Linked DNA regions of Homo sapiens: regions 2 and 3 are each linked to region 1. Evidence: chromatin loops called from intact Hi-C (ENCODE). Cell type or tissue: B cell. All regions are shown on one strand.

Evidence for each region. Hi-C counts contacts between places; a loop is a spot of excess contacts. Peaks named below come from ENCODE experiments on the same cell type or tissue, not always from the same donor. Only the 100,000 strongest peaks of a DNase experiment are listed, where the experiment ranks them.
Region 2: a loop joins it to region 1, with 14 times the contacts of the local background. A loop is called at or near these places in 4 of 110 quality-filtered maps.
Region 3: it touches region 1 in a loop (8-fold over the local background); 2 of 110 quality-filtered maps call a loop at or near these places.

What each region holds. Positions count from the first base shown.
Region 1 is chr19:49,338,965-49,341,464 of GRCh38, forward strand. It overlaps CD37 (CD37 molecule), which reads left to right. Exons shown (of 8, transcript NM_001774.3): 7 at 366-449; 8 at 1,287-1,642. The coding sequence ends at 1,364. TEAD2 (TEA domain transcription factor 2) reads right to left here. Exons shown (of 13, transcript NM_001256660.2): 13 at 1,631-2,473. The coding sequence ends at 2,360. It also overlaps a transcript of SLC6A16 not described here. Among named protein-coding and RNA genes, the nearest start is that of CD37, 4.8 kb to the left of the region's middle. RefSeq lists an enhancer at 500-1,475. In B cell, no CTCF peak of the experiment used is centred here; DNase peaks (open chromatin) are centred at 7, 537 and 1,497; H3K4me3 peaks cover 1,956 bases; H3K27ac peaks cover 2,500 bases.
Region 2 is chr19:49,469,515-49,472,014 of GRCh38, forward strand. ALDH16A1 (aldehyde dehydrogenase 16 family member A1) reads left to right here. Exons shown (of 17, transcript NM_153329.4): 17 at 792-1,536. The coding sequence ends at 953. Among named protein-coding and RNA genes, the nearest start is that of FLT3LG, 3.4 kb to the right of the region's middle. In B cell, a CTCF peak has its summit at 947 (motif pointing left); DNase peaks (open chromatin) are centred at 96 and 887; H3K4me3 peaks cover 465 bases; H3K27ac peaks cover 2,427 bases.
Region 3 is chr19:49,265,299-49,267,798 of GRCh38, forward strand. The region is part of intron 2 of LOC107985340 (a long non-coding RNA gene); the gene reads left to right. Among named protein-coding and RNA genes, the nearest start is that of MIR4324, 42 kb to the right of the region's middle. In B cell, CTCF peaks have their summits at 1,255 (motif pointing right) and 1,456; a DNase peak (open chromatin) is centred at 1,273.

The sequences.
Region 1 (2,500 bases):
TCGAATGGGGCGGGGCCTGCGGGAGGGGGAGGGCTGTCAGTGAGTAGCGGCCTGAGAAAGGGCGGGGTCTACGAGAAAAGGAAAGGTACGGCAGGAGGGGCGGGGCCCTCTGAAGGGGGCGGGGTCTGCAGGAAGGGCAGGGCCTAAAGAAAAGGCTGGGCTGGCTCTGGAATACAGATGTCTAGGGAGGGGCCAGGCTTGGAAAAGGTGAAGCGAGGGTGCACTAGTAAGGAGACTAGAGTGCCCTGGTGACTAGGGGAGCGGGTAGATGCCTGAAGACGGTGAGGGTTGGCCTGAAAAGAACGCTGGGCCTGGGCTTGAGAGTCCCAGAAAGAATCCCTTTAACTTTTCCCTACACCCCCCAGGGCTGCGCGCAGGGCCTCCAGAAGTGGCTGCACAACAACCTTATTTCCATAGTGGGCATTTGCCTGGGCGTCGGCCTACTCGAGGTGATCTGGCCCCGCCCCCACCCGCGATCGGCCCTAAATCCCTAGATGGCCCTGCCCTTCATTTCGCGTCCTTCGGTTGCCTGGGAAGGACGAGCTCAGGGCGGAGCGCAGCCCACCCCGGCCCTCCCGCCGCTCCACCCAGCACCGGAGGGTGGGGGCGGCCCAGCTTCAGGGAGCCCTGATTGGGTGTACGCAGGGAAAGCCTCCTGCTATTGGCTGCGATCTCCCTCCCCTTTCTCCGCAGATGACTGTCATGGTGCTGAGCGTACAGCTACAGCGCAGGGCACTCCGCCGGAAATGCGAGCCGCACGTGCCGGGCGCTGGGGATTCGAGCCCCGGGCCCAGCCTGATCGCTGACGGCGGCGGCGGGCACAGCGGCAGTCTGTGGGGTGGCTGGGGCATGGCGGGTGCCTGCCCCAACTGGGGAGACAAGGCACCGCAGGGCAAGCTGCCCATGGCCCTGGGGCTCTGGCCGCTGTGGGTTCAAGACGAGGACCAGCCTGACACTGGAAGTGCGGGCGCAGAATTAGAGGAGGCACAATTAGAGGCTGAGGCAGAGGGGGAAGACAGATGAGCCTCCAAAATAAAGGACCCTGGGCTTGCTTCCGACCTTACTCCTTCTCAGCCTCTACCCCCACTTGTAGCAGCTATTCCCGCCTCATCAGCCAGCCCTGCGGCAGTTCCCGTCGAGCCCCGCCCTTTTCTACCTATCCCCTTCTCCAGCCCCTTCCCGCCCAATTCACGGCCCCACCCCTGACCTTTCTCGCCCGGGTGGGCATCACCCCCGTCTCGCCAGCACCCCTTCGACTTCTCTGACCTCATCTCCTTTCTCTATAGCTCGGGTTCATGACGCTCTCGATATTCCTGTGCAGAAACCTGGACCACGTCTACAACCGGCTCGCTCGATACCGTTAGGCCCCGCCCTCCCCAAAGTCCCGCCCCGCCCCCGTCACGTGCGCTGGGCACTTCCCTGCTGCCTGTAAATATTTGTTTAATCCCCAGTTCGCCTGGAGCCCTCCGCCTTCACATTCCCCTGGGGACCCACGTGGCTGCGTGCCCCTGCTGCTGTCACCTCTCCCACGGGACCTGGGGCTTTCGTCCACAGCTTCCTGTCCCCATCTGTCGGCCTACCACCACCCACAAGATTATTTTTCACCCAAACCTCAAATAAATCCCCTGCGTTTTTGGTAAAATAGCTTTATCCTCTGTCAGAACACAAACAAACAAACTTTGAGAGGGGAGGAAGGAAACCGTCTAGCTCAGGGCTCACTTAGGAGAGGGATGAGATTAGAAAGTTCAACACACTGCTTGTGCAGCGGAGATAAAGTCAAGACCCTAGCACCCACTTATAAATATCTCGTTATATTAAAAAAAAAAAAAATGTCCAGGGCCCACCTGGCTCTGCTCCTGCACAGAAAGGGTTCATCTTCACTTTGTGATCTCACAGGTCATGGAGTGAGGGTGGTAGAGAGGGGCAGAAATTTCAGGGGGAGGGGTGGCTGGGAAAAAGTAAAGGGGACAAGCCAATGTGTAACTAGCGCTCTCCAAGACATGCAGAGGAGTGGGGGTGGCCTGTCAGGGGCTGAAAAGAAAAGCCAGTGCTGTACCTGGGGGGTTGTCTCACTCCTGTCCCCACAATCCCTGATACTCCGGAGTGATCTGTCCTTTCAGACACCCACTGTGAGGTCCCAATATCGGGGTTTATCCTTTCCTCAGTCCCAGCCTGTTCAGCTCTCCAACCAAGTTTTGGGGGCCCCTCTAATGGGGGGGATGGCCCCAGTTGCTTAGGCCTCTGAGGTCAACCCCTTTACATCACAGCCCTCTCCCCAAATAAGAAGCATGAGGTGAGCTGGAGGACCCTCCCTGGGAGGAGGGTGTTCTGGGGGGTGAGCCAGTTTTGGGGTCCCCCTTCAGTCCCTGACCAGGCGGTAAATGTGATGCTGGGCCCCACGCTCGCTGGTGGAGACCTCGAAGACATAGGCGGTGCAGAGCAGCAGTTCCTGGGTGTCTCTGTTTGTCACCACCTGCCAGGAAGGCCAGGACAAGGGACT
Region 2 (2,500 bases), 130 kb after region 1:
CTGGGATTACAGGTGTGAGCCAGCACAACTGGTTGAGTCTACTGTTTTTTTTTTTATTTTATTTTATTTTATTTTATTTTTTTTGAGACAGAGTCTCACTCTGTCGCCCAGGCTGGAATACAGTGGCACGATCTTGGCTCACTGCAACCTCTGCCTCCCGGGTTCAAGTGATTCTCCTGCCTCCCAAGTAGCTGAGACTACAGGCACTCACCGCCATGCCCAGCTAATTGTTGGGGGTTTTTTTTTAGTAGAGATGGGGTTTCGCCATATTGGCCAGGCTGGTCTCGAACTCCTGACCTCGCGTGATCTGCCTGCCTCAGCCTCCCAAAATGCTGAGATTACAGGCGTGAGCCACTGTGCCCAACCAATTTTTACTTTTTAAATGGAGACGGGGTCTCGCCATATTGTCCAGGCTGGTCTCAAACTCCTGAACTCAAGCGATCCTCCCGCCTCAGCCACCCCAAGTGCTGGGATTACAGGAGCGAGTCACCGCGCCCCACCGTCCACTCTCTTAAACCTCCTGTTGGTAACAGATGTGAACTTGTTGACAAGAGCCTTGGGGCCCATTCCTTTCAACATGGGCTGTTAAGGGAGAGGAAATTCCCTAACCACTGGGTCCAGTGCTTTTCCCTACCATCTGGAAGTTCTGCTTGGGAGGAGCTGGGCATTGTAGCTGCAGAGCCTGGGTCCAGCCTGAAGCCCCTCGTCAGTAACAGTCTTCATCGCGGAGGAAGCAGGTGCTCAGCAACAAGCCTGCAGAAGTGCTTACCCCCGTCTCTTCCTCCCCTCAGGGTTCCCAGTTTGTCGAGTGGGCCTCGGCAGGAAACCTCAAACCGGTGTGGGCGAGCAGGGGCTGCCCGCGGGCCTGGGACCAGGAGGCCGAGGGGGCAGGCCCAGAGCTGGGGCTGCGAGTGGCGCGGACCAAGGCCCTGTGGCTGCCTATGGGGGACTGATGCCTGAGCGCCACCTACTGCATTTTGGACACCTCACACCAAGGGGAGATGCACCCCACAGACACCTGGGACTTTCCCCTTCTGGTTCCTGTGTCTCCCAATAAACTCTCTGACCAACCCTAGCTGTGCTTCTGCGAGAAGAAAGGGTGTAGCAACTTCTGGCAGATATGAGGCTTTTTTCTTTTTTTTTTTTTTTTTTGAGACAACGTCTGGCTCTGTCACCCAGGCTGGAGCGCAGTGGCACAATCTCGGCCCACTGCAGCCTCGACCTCTGGGGCTCAAGGGATCCTCATGCCTCAGCCTCATATGTAGCTGGGGCCACAGACATGCACCACCACACCTGGCTCGAGGCCATTTTAGTTCTGAGGTTGAGCAGCTCAGGAGCCGGCTCCAGCACGGTGCTGTGTTTGTGAAACAGAGAAAGGGGACCCCCGAGGACCCCAGACAGGGCCTTAGGACTCTCATATCTTCTTGTCTTCTCCATCTGGTGGCTCTTGCTCTCTGGTTTTCTCTACCTTTTCATGGCCCCAGAATCCATATGCAGTAAAGGAACTCTCTGGAATAAAATTAAAGTCCTCCTATATGACTTTTGTCAATTTCCATGATGTAAATGCTCCCACCGTGCCGGATTTCAAGGTACAGGTGATTAAACAACTGCCTGCGAGATCCTGAATTGTTAACAGGTCAGCTCCCATGAGCCAATACGAGCCGCTTCAGCACACCACTGCCTTAGGATTCTGGTTGTGGGTGGGTTTTTTTGGTTTGTTTTTTGTTTTTTCGAGACAGAGTCTCTCTGTCGGCCAGGCTGGAGTGCAGCGGGGTGATCTCGGCTCACTGCAACCTCCGCCTCCCAGGTTCGAGCGATTCTCCTGCCTCGGCCTCCAGAGTAGCTAGAATTACAGGCTCGCGCCACCACACCCAGATAATTTTTTGTATTTTTAGTACAGACGGGGTTTCACCATCTTGGCCTGGCTGGTTTCAAACTCCTGACCTCAAGCGGTCCGCCTGTCTTGGTCTCCCCAAAGTGCTAAGATTACAGACTTAAGCCACTGCGCACGACTGTTGATTTTTAAATAAAGGATCTTGCTCTGTTTTTTAGGCTGTAATACAGTGGCGCAGTCACAGCTTACTGAACCCACCCTCGACCTGGGCTCAATCCTCCCACCTCGGCCGGGCGTGGTGGCTCACGCCTATAATCCCAGCACTTTGGGAGGCCGAGGCAGGTGGATCATGAGGTCAGGAGATCAAGACCATCCTGGCTAACACGGTGAAACCCCGTCTCTACTAAAAATACAAAAAAATTAGCTGGGCATGGTGGCGGGCGCCTGTAGTCCCAGCTACTTGGGAGGCTGAGGCAGAAGAATGGCGTGAACCCGGGAGGTGGAGCTTGCAGTGAGCCGAGATCGAGCCACTGCACTCCAGCCTGGGCGAAAGAGTGAGACTCCGTCTCAAAAAAAAAAAAAAAAAATCCTCCCACCTCAGCCTCCTGAGCAGCTGGGACCACAGGCACGCACCACCATGCCTGGCTAATTTTTTTTTTTTTAATA
Region 3 (2,500 bases), 74 kb before region 1:
GTATATATTAGATCCCCAGAACTTAATAATCTTATAACTCAAAGTTTGTACCCTTTAACCAACATCTCCCCATTCCCCATAAGCCCTAGCATCTGCCAAAGCTGCACAGCAGGAAAAAAAAAAAAAGAGGCTAGGCGCGGTGGCTCACGCCTGTAATCCCAGCACTTTGGGAGGCCGAGACAGGTAGATCACGAGGTCAGAAGATCGAGACCATCCTGGCTAACATGGTGAAACCCCGTCTCTACTAAAAATACAAAAAATTAGCTGGGTGTGGTGGCGGGTGCCTGTAGTCCCAGCTACTCGGGAGGCTGAAGCAGGAGGATGGCATGAACCCGGGAGGCGGAGCTTGCAGTGAGCGGAGATTGCGCCACTGCACTCCAGCCTGGGTGACAGAGTGAGACTCCATTTCAAAAAAAAAAAAAAAAAAAAAAAAGGCAATCTATGGAATCAGAAAATATTTGCAATGTACATCCGAAATATGAATGGAACTCATACAACTTAATAGCAAACAAACCAAACGACCTAATTAAAAAGTGGACAAAGGACCTGAGTAGATATTTCTCCAAAGAAGACATACAAATGGCCAACAAGTATATAAATAAATGCTCAACATCAGCCGGGTTCAGTGGCTCAGCACTTTGGGAGGCTGAGGCAGGTGGATCACCTGAGGTCAGGAGTTGGAGACCAGCCTGGCCAATATGGTGAAACCCCATCTCCACTAAAAATACAAAAAATTAGCTGGGCATGATGGCATACGCCTTTAGTCCCAGCTACTCAGGAGCTGAGGCAGGAGAATCACTTGAACCCCGGAGGCGGAGGTTGCAGTGAGCTGAAATCATGCCACTGCACTCCAGCCTCCTGGGCAACAGAGTGAGACTCCATCTCAAAAAAAAAAAAAATGCTCTGGCTATTCAGGGTCTTTTGTTATTCCATACTCTGGGCGGCAAGCCACCTAGGAGCCAAGGCAAGAGACCGAGGGCATGAGCTGTTCCACTATAGTAAAATATGTAAAAACAACAAGAGTTATACTAGATCTAGATCATAGACATGATTACATATGAATATCATTAATCATTAGTTTGTAGCAATTACTCTTTATCCCAATATTATAATAATCCTCGCTCTACAATCATAACCTAGGAAAAACCAGGCCATACAGAGACAGGAGGTGAGCGGACATAGTGAGAAGTGACCAGAAGACAAGAGTGCGAGCCTTCTGTTATGCCCAGACAGGGCCACTAGAGGGCTCCTTGGTCTAGCGGTAACGCCAGCGTCTGGGAAGACAACCGTTGCCAAGCAGACTGTGGTCTAGCGGTAGCGTCAGTGCCAAGGAAAAACACCCACTACTTAGCAGACTGGGAAAGGGAGTCTGCCTTTCCCCGGGGGAGTTTAGAGAAGACTCTACTCCTCCACCTCTTGTGGAGGGCCTGACATCAGTCAGGCTCACCCGCAGTTATCCAGAGGCCTAACCATCTCCCTGTGATGCTGTGCTTCAGTGGTCACGCTCCTAGTCCGCTTTCATGTTCCATCCTGTACACCTGGCTCTGCCATTTAGATAGCAGTAGCAAAATCAGTGAAAGTACTAAAAGTCCCTGATATGCAGAAATAATGGCATAAGCTGTCTCTCTCTCCTTTCTCTGCCTCGGCTGCCAGGCAGGGAAGGGCCCCCTGTCCAGTGGACACATGACCCAGGGGACCTTACCTATCATTGGAGATGACTCACACTCTTTACCCTGCCCCTTTGTCTTGTATCCAATAAATAACAGCACAGCCAGATATTTGGGGCCACTACCAGTCTCTGCCTCTTGGTGATAGTGGTCCCCCGGGCCCAGCTGTCTTTTATCTCTTTGTTTTGTGTCTTTATTTCTACAATCTCTCATCTCCACACACACGGAGAAAAACCCACTGACCCTGTGGGGCTAGTCCCTACACCATACAAATTTTAGGATTTTTTTGTGAAAAATGTCATTGGTATTTTTGCAGGAATTGCATTGAATCTGTACATTACTTTGAGTAGTATGGACACTTTAGCAATATTAATTCTCCCAATCCATGAGCATTGGATGTCTTTCCATTTATTAGTAATCTCTTCAATTTCTTCCACCAATTTTTTATAGTTTTCATTGTAGAGATCTTTTACCTCCTTGGTTAAATTTGTTCCTATGTATTTTATTTTTGTTATTATTGAAAACAGGATTGTTTTCTTGATTTCTTTTTCAGATAGTTTGGTGTTGGTATATAGAAACACTAGTGATTTTTGTATGTTAATTTTGTGTCCTACAACTTCACTGAACTTGTTTAATCTAACAGGTTTTTGGAGAGGCTGTAGGGTTTTCTATATATAAGATCATGTCTTCTGCAAACAAGGACAATTTGACTTCCTTCTTTTCAGTTGGATGCTTTTTTTTCTCTTGAGATGGAGTTTCGCTCTTGTTGCCCAGGCTGGAGTGCAATTACATGATCTTGGCTCACCACAACCTCTGCCTTCTGGGTTCAAGTG